Linked DNA regions of Homo sapiens: region 2 is linked to region 1. Evidence: read pairs that join two places in POLR2A ChIA-PET (ENCODE). Cell type or tissue: PC-9. All regions are shown on one strand. Links, peaks and the distances in the headings refer to the core of each region. The heading gives the core; the rest is flanking DNA.

Evidence for each region. Peaks named below come from ENCODE experiments on the same cell type or tissue, not always from the same donor. Only the 100,000 strongest peaks of a DNase experiment are listed, where the experiment ranks them.
Region 2: POLR2A ChIA-PET joins it to region 1 with 11 read pairs; 2 of 35 experiments call an interaction of 5 or more read pairs at or near these places.

What each region holds. Positions count from the first base shown.
Region 1 is chr17:62,822,883-62,828,272 of GRCh38, forward strand. All of the region lies in intron 1 of MARCHF10-DT (MARCHF10 divergent transcript), which reads left to right. Among named protein-coding and RNA genes, the nearest start is that of MARCHF10-DT, 17 kb to the left of the region's middle. RefSeq lists an enhancer at 2,263-2,999. In PC-9, for the core only: no CTCF peak of the experiment used is centred there; DNase peaks (open chromatin) are centred at 499 and 2,089; H3K4me3 peaks cover 489 bases; H3K27ac peaks cover 4,416 bases.
Region 2 is chr17:63,245,703-63,251,092 of GRCh38, forward strand. All of the region lies in intron 8 of TANC2 (tetratricopeptide repeat, ankyrin repeat and coiled-coil containing 2), which reads left to right. Among named protein-coding and RNA genes, the nearest start is that of CYB561, 200 kb to the right of the region's middle. In PC-9, for the core only: no CTCF peak of the experiment used is centred there; no DNase peak of the experiment used is centred there.

The sequences.
Region 1 (5,390 bases), core at 152-5,151:
AGGAACCTCCACCTTATTCCCAGTCATAGCGTTCCACTAGGATTCTCCCATGGACCATATTTCAGTGTACAAAATTGTCATATTCACAGAAAGTACCACATTTGTTTCCCCAACCATCAGGGTTGTATAGTTACAGTCAGTGCCCTGTGCAGTAAAGACTGGCAATTGGATGTTTTTCAGACCTTCAACTTAGTTCATTATGAGAAGCTGTCTAAAAAAACAAACAAACAAGCGAACAACAAACTACAGTCTTCAATTAAAGGTTCAGAGGCCAGGCACAGAGGCTTATGCCTGTAACCCCAGCACTTTGGGAGGCCAAGGCAGGCAGATCACTTGAAGTCGGGAATTCAAGGCCAGCCTGGCCAACATGGCGACACCCTGTATCTACCAAAAGTACAAAAATTAGCTGGGCATGGGGTGGTGCTCGCCTGTAATTCCAGCTACTTGGAAGGCATGAGAATCACTTGAATCACCCAGGAAGCAGAGCTCACGGTGAGCCGAGATTACACCACTGCACTCCAGCCTGGGTGACAGAGCAAGACTCTGTCTCAAAAAAAAAAAAAAGAGGTTCAGAAAGTGGACACCTTTTAGCACTATCTAATAGAAATATGAGTCATATAAGTAATTTCAAATTTCCTAGGAATAATATTCAGAAAAGTAAAAGGAAATGGGTGAAATTCATTTTAATAACATATTTTACTAAACCCACTAAATTGAAACATTGTCGTTTCAACATGTAATGAATATTTTTTATTTTTAGAATCAGAGCCTCACTCTGTTGCCCAGGCTAGAGTACTGTGATGCAATCATGGCTCAGTCAACCTTGAACTCCTGGGCTCAAGCCATCCTCCCACCTTAGCCTCTTGAATAGTTGGGACTACAGGCCTGTGCACCACCACACCCAGTGATTTATTTTTATTTTTATTTATTGTAGAGATGGGGTCTCGCTAGGTTGCCCAGGCTGGTCTGGGACTCCTAGGATCAAGCAGTCCTCCTGCCTCAGCCTCTGGACTACAGGTGCATGCCACCTTGCTCAGCTAATTAAAACATTTTTTTTTTTTTAATGGAGACAGAGTCTTGCTCTGTCACCCAGGTTGGAGTGCAGTGGCATGATCTTGGCTCACTGCAACCTCTGCCTCCTGGGTTCAAGCAATTCTACCTCAGCCTCCCAAGTAGCTGGGATTACAGGCACCCGCTACCATGCCCGGCTGATTTTTTGTATTTTAGTAGAGACAGAGTTTCACCATGTTGCCCAGGCTGGTCTCGAACTCCTGAGCTTGGGCAATCCACCTGTCCTGGCCTCCCAAAGTGCTAGGATTACAGGCTTGAGCCACCACGCCCGGCCAACACTTTTTTTTTTTTTTTTTGAGACAGAGTCTTGCCACCCAGGCTGGAGTGCAGTGGCACGATCTCAGCTCACTGCAACCTCTACCTCCCAGGCTAAAGCAATTCTCCTGCCTCAGCCTCTCAAGTAGCTGGGATTACAGGTGTGTGCTACCATGCCCAGCTAATTTTTGTACTTTTAGTAGAGATGGTTCCAGCTACTTGGGAGGCTGAGACGGGAGGATAGCTTGAGTCTGAGAGGGTGAGGCTGCAGTGAGCTCTGATTGCGCCACTATACTCCAGCCAGGACAACAGAGTAAAACATTGTCTCAAAAATTAAAAAGAAAAAGAAAGAAAATGAAAAACAATGACCACACCTCTATATGTGTGTGTGTGTGTGTGTGTTTGTGTGTGTGTGTGTGTGTGAGAAATGAATGTTCTTTGCTGGCAATCTGACATACAGGAGAAATTAACAGAGTTAATGGCTATTCTGGCATCTGCTCCCAAGCCACTGAGACCACAGAATTAGAGGATGGGAAGGGACCTTGGAGATCTTGTTAACTGTGTCCTGGACCCTCATTGCAAGGAATCAGATTCAACTGGCCTAGGGAGGGGTCTAAGTATCAACATTTTTAGACGTCCCCTAGGTGATTCTAACGTAGGGGCTGGGCTCTAAATGCAGAAACATCCCTTTTGTTTTATAGGTGAAGAGACAGGGGCTAACTGAGGTCAGTGACTCATCTTACAGCTTGTTAGAGGCAGAGTGAAGCCCGGAATCCGGATATTCTTCTCTACCCAGCTCACACAGAGGACATTTCCATAATACCTTCATCATGGGTCATTCTCTTGCTTAACCCCAGAGTTGCTCTCATTTTGAATTGAGACACATTCCTCCGCTTAACCTAGCTTAGACACAAACTTCAACAAACTTCTCTGAACCCTTACTTGCCAAGAAAATCTTCAGATCAGTGAAAACATTGAAGTGATTCTGGTCCGGGACCATGGCTGTAAATGCCTCCCATTTTAGACCCAACTGGGACCTGACACCCTATACTGAATATAGAGTTTAATTAGAGGGTACAGGGAGGGGCCCCAAAGAAGCAAACACTTGAGTCTGATGAGTCTCATTGATGCACAGCCTAAGCCAGAGTGACCCATTAACAGGGTCTCACACTCAGATATATCTGAGTTCAGAGCAGGTAATGCATGTGAGTAGTGTGGGTTAGGTGGGGGCTCTGGCCCAAGCTCCTCCTAGCTATGCGGGGAGGATGCAATGCAAGTCCAGTCCTTCCAATTTCTCAAAGAAGTCGCAAATTTGGGTTTTTGTTTGTTTTGGTTTTTGTGAAAAACCCTGTTTTGTGAATGTTGGCAACTAGTTTGATTTTTAGAAAAACACTGTAAGAGTCAAATAAAACCCACTCGTGAGCTATATTCTGCTTGTGAGGCTTCAGAATACATCTTTTAGATAAGTCCAAGACTTTTTTTTTTTTCAGATGGTCTCGCTCTGTTGCCCAGGCTGAAGGGCAGTGACACACAGATCACTATAGCCTTGACCTCCTGGGCTCAAGCCATCCTCCCATTTCAGCCTCCCGAGTAGCTGGGATTACAGACATACACCACCAAGGAATATGACTTCATCATATTCAATATCGAGTTTTACTGGTTTCTAAAATGTTGGCCTAATACCATCATGTAGGTTGAGCATCCCTAATCCAAAAATTCAAAATCCGAAACTTTTTTTTTTTTTCTTTTTTTGAGACAGAGTCTTGCTCTGTCGCCCAGGCTGGAGGGCAGTGGCACGATCTCAGTTCACTGCAAGCTCTGCCTCCCAGGTTCACGCCATTCTCCTGCCTCAGCCTCTTCAGTAGCTGGGACTACAGGAGCCCGCCACCACGCCCGGCTAATTTTTTTGTATTTTTAGCAGAGATGAGTTTTCACCGTGTTAGCCAGGATGGTCTTGATCTCCTGGCCTCGTGATCCGCCCGCCTCGGCCTCCCAAAGTGCTGGGATAACAGGCGTGAGCCACCGCGCCCGGCCCAAAATCCGAAACTTTTTGAGCGCCAGCATGACACCACTAGGGGAACGTTCCACACTCGACGTCATGTGATGGGTTCAGTCAAAACATTGTTCCATGAACAGAATCATTAAAAATATTGAATAAAATTACCTTCAGGGTATGTGAATAAGGTGTATATGAAACATAAATGAATTTCGTGTTGAGACTTAATTCTATTCTCAAGATAGCTCATTTTGTATACAGAAATATTCCCAAATCTGAAAAATATCTGAAATTCGAAACACTTCTGATCCCAAGCATTTCAGATAAGGGATACTCAACCTGTCCTTACCTTGCCTTAGACATTGTGAAACTGATGACAGTCAACACTGGTACCAGAAGGAAAAGTAATTCAGAAGTCCCACCTCTGTTCCCCTTTTAAATGTTACTCATTTTCTCACTTTCCACTTTATTATTTATTTTGGGTGAGGCACTTGTGATTTTTTTTTTTTTTTTTTGAGACAGGGTCTCACTCTGTCACCCAGGCTGGAGTACAGTGACACGATCATGGCTCTCTGCAGCCTTGACCTTCCCAGTCAAGCTCAGGTGATCCTCCCACCTCAGCTCCCGAGTAGCTGAGACTGCAGGCATGCACCACCACACCCGGCTAATTTTTGTATTTTTTTTTTTTAAGACAGGGTTTCACCAGGCTGCCCAGGCTGGTTTCGAACTCCTGGGCTCTAGTGATCCACCCACCTCAGCCTCCCAAAGTATAGGCACGATTCCACGACTCCCAGCCATAAATTTTCATAATGAAGTTGAAATTAAAGATTATTACAGTTCATAAGATCCATATAATTTATTTCAAAGTTCTTTTTGAAGTTGTGAGTCAGGCTTACTAGCATCACCATGGGATAGATACTAGTTCTGCTATACACAACTATGTAAGGAAAAATGTTTTCATTCACTGCAAAATGAGACGGAAGCTTACATTGTAGCACTGGGGCAACCTCTTAGCCAATGAAATGATATTGCAAATAAAAAGCAAAATTACTCTTACCCACATTCTTCATTTTAAGAAAACACCCTTGGATAAGTACATAGAGTGAGAGTCCTTGATTTGAACTAATCTAAGGTATTAATAATAACAGGTGAATGCTTAGATAATGATTTAAGAGTTGATGCTAATTTACCCTTTAATTGGAAGTATTTATAAAGCAAACATAAATGTAAGTTATTTGTGAAGCATATAAGAGATGAACAGAAAATATGCATGTCATTTGTATTTTAGTTATTCTCCCTACACATACATAACCTTGATTTTTGCCACAGTTCGTTTTTCTACATGTAAAAAACTTAATTAGATTGTGTGCTTGTGACAATCAGTTTCAAGTATATTTCTGTGAGAAGCTCCACTGTCCCCAAATAACCAGAGGTAGGTAACAGTTTCTGACAAAAGCTTGAGGGAACAGGATTAAATGATAATTACAGCGATTATATTTTATCTAAAACCTTCAAGTCTCTGGAAAGCTGCTTGGTTTCTATTTTGGGCCATGCTGCCCACATATCTTAACGACAGAATTTATGCATAATTTTGCTCTTCCTGTTTTTATCTCTGTTTGGGTGTATTTATTACTTCATATGTGGTGATGCAAGGCTCATTGAAAGGTCCATTTATATCCTGGTTATCTGCATGGGGATCTAGCTGCTTTTCTCTCGCTGTTTCTAGAACTCTCACTGTAACATTCAGATTTGCTGGCACCCAGCCTTTTCCAGCACATATACATTCCGCTCCCTCAGTGACTCTATTTATGGGAGTCTATGTGATTTACTCAAGACTAATAAAGACCGTGTAGAAGGATGGGTCATGGATTTATCCATCCATGGAATTTTAGCGCATTCAGAGGGAGGTTTATCTTCTGTTCTTCCCCCGCTACCCCCCAATTTAATTAAAACAACAAAAAAGGCGTTAGTCCAAATGAGGGACAGTTGGCAGATCTGCGTTATTCAACTGGAGGGACTCCCTAGTTTCTGATGCTTGGAGATGGACAAGTAATTACCTCCTGTCTGT
Region 2 (5,390 bases), core at 230-5,229, 420 kb after region 1:
GTGGTGGCAGGGGCCTGTAATCCCAGCTACTCGGGAGGCTGAGGCACAGAGAATCCCTTGAACCCGGGAGGTGGAGGTTGCAGTGAGCTGAGATCGTGCCACTGCACTCCAGCCTGGGCAACAAGGCGGGACTCCTTATCAAAAAAAAAAAAAAAAAATTACCTGTGCATGGTAGCGTGCACCTGTAATCCCAGCTGCTCAGGAGACTGAGGCACATGAATTGCTTGAACCTGGGAGGCGGAGGTTGCAGTGAGCCAAGATTGCACCAGTGCACTCCAGCCTGGGATACAGAGTGAGACGCTGTCTCAAAAAAAAAAAAAAAATTATATGTATGTAGGCCTGTTGTCTCTGCAGAAGGATTTTCTCTTTTCTTTGGTATAGAAATAGCAGTCCTAGGAAACATAACAAGATCTTTGTCTGAATTATCTATTTTAGTGTTGCTTAATAAAACCTAATAACTACAACAAATAGATAATTTATTTAAAATGTTTCATTTTATTGAGTATATAAACCTAAGATGAGTACCCAAACTGGCCAGAACTTTTTTTTTTGTTTTTTTTTCTAAAGCAGCAGTCTGTGTGTGGATTTTTAAAAAAATTTTTTTAAAAACAAGTATATTGAGTCTTATTTTATATATTATAAAATTCACCCATTTCAAGTGTACAATTCAGTAATGTTTAGTAAATGTAGCAAGTTGTGTAACCCTCACCATGAATCAGCTTTAGGACATTTTCATTACCTCAGAAAGATTTCTGCATCTATTTAACATTAATCCCATTCCCTCTCCCAGTTCCCAGGCAACCACTAATTGACAGAGTCTATATATTTGTATTTTCTGGAAATGTCACATAAATGGAGTCATATGGTATGTCGTCTCTTGTATCTGGCTTCTTTCACTCAGCATAATGTTTTTGAGGTTTATGACGTATATATATCAGTAGTTTCTTCCTTTTTATTTCAAGTAGGATTCCACTGTATGACTGTACCATATTATGTCTATTCATTTACCATTTGATAGACATTGTTTCCAATTTTGGTCTATTGTGAATAGTGCTGCTGTGAACATTTGTTTGCAAGTGTTTGGGTAGACATATGTTTTCATTTCTCTTGGATAGATAGATACCTAGGAGTAGAATTGCTGAATCTTATGGTAAGCTTATATTTAACTTTTTAAGAAATGCAAAAATGTTTTTCTAAAAGTAGCTGTACTGTTTTGCATTCCCACCGGCAGTGTACAAGGATTCCTGTTTCTCTACATCTCCTTTGTTACTGTCTTACCTTTAGCTGGTGTGAAATGATATCTCATGAGGTTTTAATTTGCATTTTCCTAATGACTGCTAATGTTGAGCTTATTTTGTGTATTGTTATCTATTCATTTATTCTTTAGTGAAATATCTATTCAAACTTTAGCACATTTTCATATTGGGTTATTTTCTTTGGATTTGTACGAACTTGTTGTATATTCTGGATACAAGTCACATCAGACATGTATTTGCAAATACTTCAGTCTGTTGCTTGTCTTTTTGTTTTCTTACTGGTATATTAGGAAATATAAAAATGTCAAATTTTGGTGAGGTCAATTTGTCAATTTTTTTTCTGATAGACCATGTTTTTCATGTCACTTTCCTCTTTATCTTTTTAATAGAAAACATACTGTTTATATCATGTATTATAAAACTGATTTCTTTACGACATTGGGGTTTGTTTTAACTCAAGTATTGGAAAATACTTCCTGAAATACTTAATATTTTTTCCCTCTTGTCCCTCCTCTTCCCCTACTCATGTTAAAAAAAAAATAGAAACAATTACATCATCCTAAATTGTTACATCTGTAGACTAGACCTTAATTGTTACATCTGTAGACTAGACCTTAATTGTGAATGATTTTTTTATTTACCACAATTGTCTTCCCATAATGTTAGTCTTTCTGGCTAGCAGAGTGCTTTAGATTCTTAAGCAGTACTTATCACTCATCCTTAAAGGAAGGGTAAAAGGTAAATATACCATCAGAGATCAGATAGCTCTGTCCTGGAGAACAAGATTATATGCTACTGGAGTAGTACATATTGACTGTGTTGAACAAAATACTTCATCAGAAAATTATTTCTTGTCAGTGTTGAACATAATACAAACAGACCTACTTTGGCCTACAGGGCAAGTCATATGTCAGGGAATAGTTTGTATTAGGTTGTTTTTTGTATCTGGAAACCATGGTTTCAGGATGCTCAGAAAGAGGCAGAAAAGGAAGCTATAAACCAAATGACTCAGTTATTTTCAACACTTAGTAGATTGTAGATTGAAAATTTTTCCAGAACGTAGAGAAATAAAATTACTTTCACAGGGAATTGCCCTGCTAAATGTATAATGTATGTAAATATTTGATAAAACCACAACCTCTGGTAGCTTAAATGATTACGTATCTAAACCATTTTTAAATTAAATTTTCTCGTCTCAGGAGGGTCTGCTCTTTTCATTTAGCTCTAGATACACATACTTTCCTTTCCTTTCTAATGGGTACATAGAAGTGGTTCCCTAAACTGGGGAGACTCCGATGCTAAATCTCTGGTGAACAGGAATAATTGAGGATTTCAAATATGAAGTGAGCTTGAAATAGGAAAAAAAAGTATATTCACACTTATTAAATTGTTCTAAGCATCTGAACGTCAAGGGCAGGATGGGGATGGGAATGATGAATGCCAGTAATAAAAAGCCTTATTCAGATCCAACTTTTAAACTTCTCATCTTTTTTAAACTTAATTTCTGTGTGACTAATATAATTATTTATTTTAGAGACCAAATGATGTTGAATAATAATGTGAAAAATATCATTTGAGTAACTTTTAAAAACCTGGGTTAATAATTGTTTAAATGGTCCTTGCCATGATACAGATTTCTCCCCAATTTGGGAAGAGGATCACCTTCTATTGCCTAAGCTCCTTAGCATCTTTTTAGGACCACATCTTCTGGCATGACCAGGAAATTTTTAGGGGATTATTTAAAATCCTTGAGGCTGCTACTGGATTGAACTGTAATGAATAAAACTATATATATTGTTCCATAATGCCAAGATTCTTGATTTTAAAAAGAACAGAAATGACTTGTGGCTTTTGTGACACTTTTGTGGGGAGAATGGAGTCAGCATGTATGCAAATATTTATGGTGAATTATTTTTAAAAATATTTTTCTAAGCTTTTAACTTACATATGACATAAATGGAAGAAATATATATAGTGAAAATTTTTAAAATCGTGTATTTTATTTACAGTATTAAAATAGAAGTTTGACTAATACGTTGGTCAAATAGATTCAGCTGCATACTTTTAAAAACATAAAGACTCCAACTAGTGAAGTTCATAGTTAAAATAGATAAAACAATTAACACTCCATGTTCCACATATGAGGATAGTACTGTTTGCTGAAAACATGAAAACTTTTAACTCAAATGATAAAGTGATTAAAGTTGAGTTTTGGCAGTCTGCAATATTAAGGCTCGGAATTTTCTGGAGTAGCTCAGTTTTCTGAATATAAACTTAGCTGTTCATACACCTTTAAATTAAAATTCTAAAATATTAAAAAGATTTAACAATGTGTTTTGTTTTCAAAATGTAAATTGCTATTGCATATTTGTTTTTAAGCCTGTGTGTTGGAAGGAAGTAGAAGACTCTTGTGGACTTGTGGTTGCATGGCAGAAATTATCAGAGTAGGCAGTCTACGGTCATCCTTGATGTCCAAAAATGAGATTGGCAGTGAATTAGAGGGATGTGGGAAGCAGGAAATGTTTGCTTGCAACAGCTGTCGTCAGTGCTTTGTGTGAGAATGAGAGGTCTATCAAGGAAACATACAAACAACAGAAGTCAGCTAAAATATAAACTCTGGCCATCTACATGTTAATGCTTGGAGCTTCATGTTTTCCTAAGAAAAGGATCTTAAGAATCAGGTAAATACAGAACGGGAATCTAGGGGGATTTAAGCAAACCCAATCAGAAACTTTTAATAGAGATTTTGCAAAAATCAAAAATGGGCTTTTCAGCAGTCAGAACGTTGGCTTTATGTATCAAGGGTATAAGGACAGCAGAATGGCTTCTTGCCCAGGCAGGAGCAAACATACAGTGTCATTCCAGGTTCCTTGCTCAAGTCAGCTAGAGTGACAATTTTACTACTATAATCTGTTTGCATTAGTGGCAACTGATATAAGAAGAAACAATTCAAACTGTCTTCCAAACTCAGTATAGAGTTATCTCTAAAATGTTGTATACCAAATGTCTGTTAGATTTCTTCTGCCCACTTGTAGTGTATTTAAATTATTTTAACTTCAAAAATGCATGTCAGTTAAATGCTGAGTTGTCCTCAGCTGTTACAACCTGATGAAATCTAAAAAAAAGCTGTTCTTTTTTTCTTTTCCCTGTTCCTTCTCAAAACAAGTCTTTTAAATGACAAACTTTGTGGATTTACTTTTTAAAGCTTTTTCTCTTTACATAAAAATTTTGTTATAGATTTGTTTTTCTGCTTTCTCCATTCATCTGAACTCACCTGATTATGTCTTATACTTGTATCTGGAAAGTGTTAGTTAAATATTATAGTATTTATTTATTTATTTATTTATTTATGAATGAATGAATGAGGCAGGGTCTCACAGTGTTGCCCAGATTGGTCTCGATCCCTGGGCTCAAGCAATCCTCCAACCTAATATCTTCCCAATATAATGTTAATTTAATCTGACAGAACTATCTCAAAAATTTTTGCAGTACAATTGCGTAGTAAGACTAGCGCTATAAGGTAGGAACGTATGTGTCCCTATAGAGCCGTCATTGGTGTTTGTATGAGATGATGATGTACAAGGCATTGTTGCTATAGCCAACTCCTTCAAAATAACCCAGTAAGACAAAAGTTAAGTTGTTGTTTGCTCATTGTTAAATGTAGCTGAAACATGAAATGTGCATATAATAATGGTTATTCGTTCATTAGACAAGTATTTATTGAGCAGGTACTATATGCCAGGCACTGTTCAAAGCACTTAAGTATCATCATTAATAAACAAAACAAAGATTCCCATTCTCATGTAGTTTACATTATTGCTGGGAAAAGTAATGTTAGTAAGTAATGTTACCCAGGCTGGTAATTTATAAGTAATTTATATACTATGCTAGAAGGTGGTGTATGCTATGGAAAAAAGGAAAAGGGGGATCATGAATATCTGAAGGAAGATAATAGAAACGTTGTTGAAGCTAAGCATATTATTTTAGTGATATCTGTTAAGCATTAAGAAAGCAAAACAGTGAGGAGGAGGAGGATCGTGCCAAACGGATTATGAAATCTAAGTAGGACCAGTCTGGAATTTAGTTCTACATTGAGTATCATGTGCAGGGCACTCTGATTTACTCTGAAGTGGT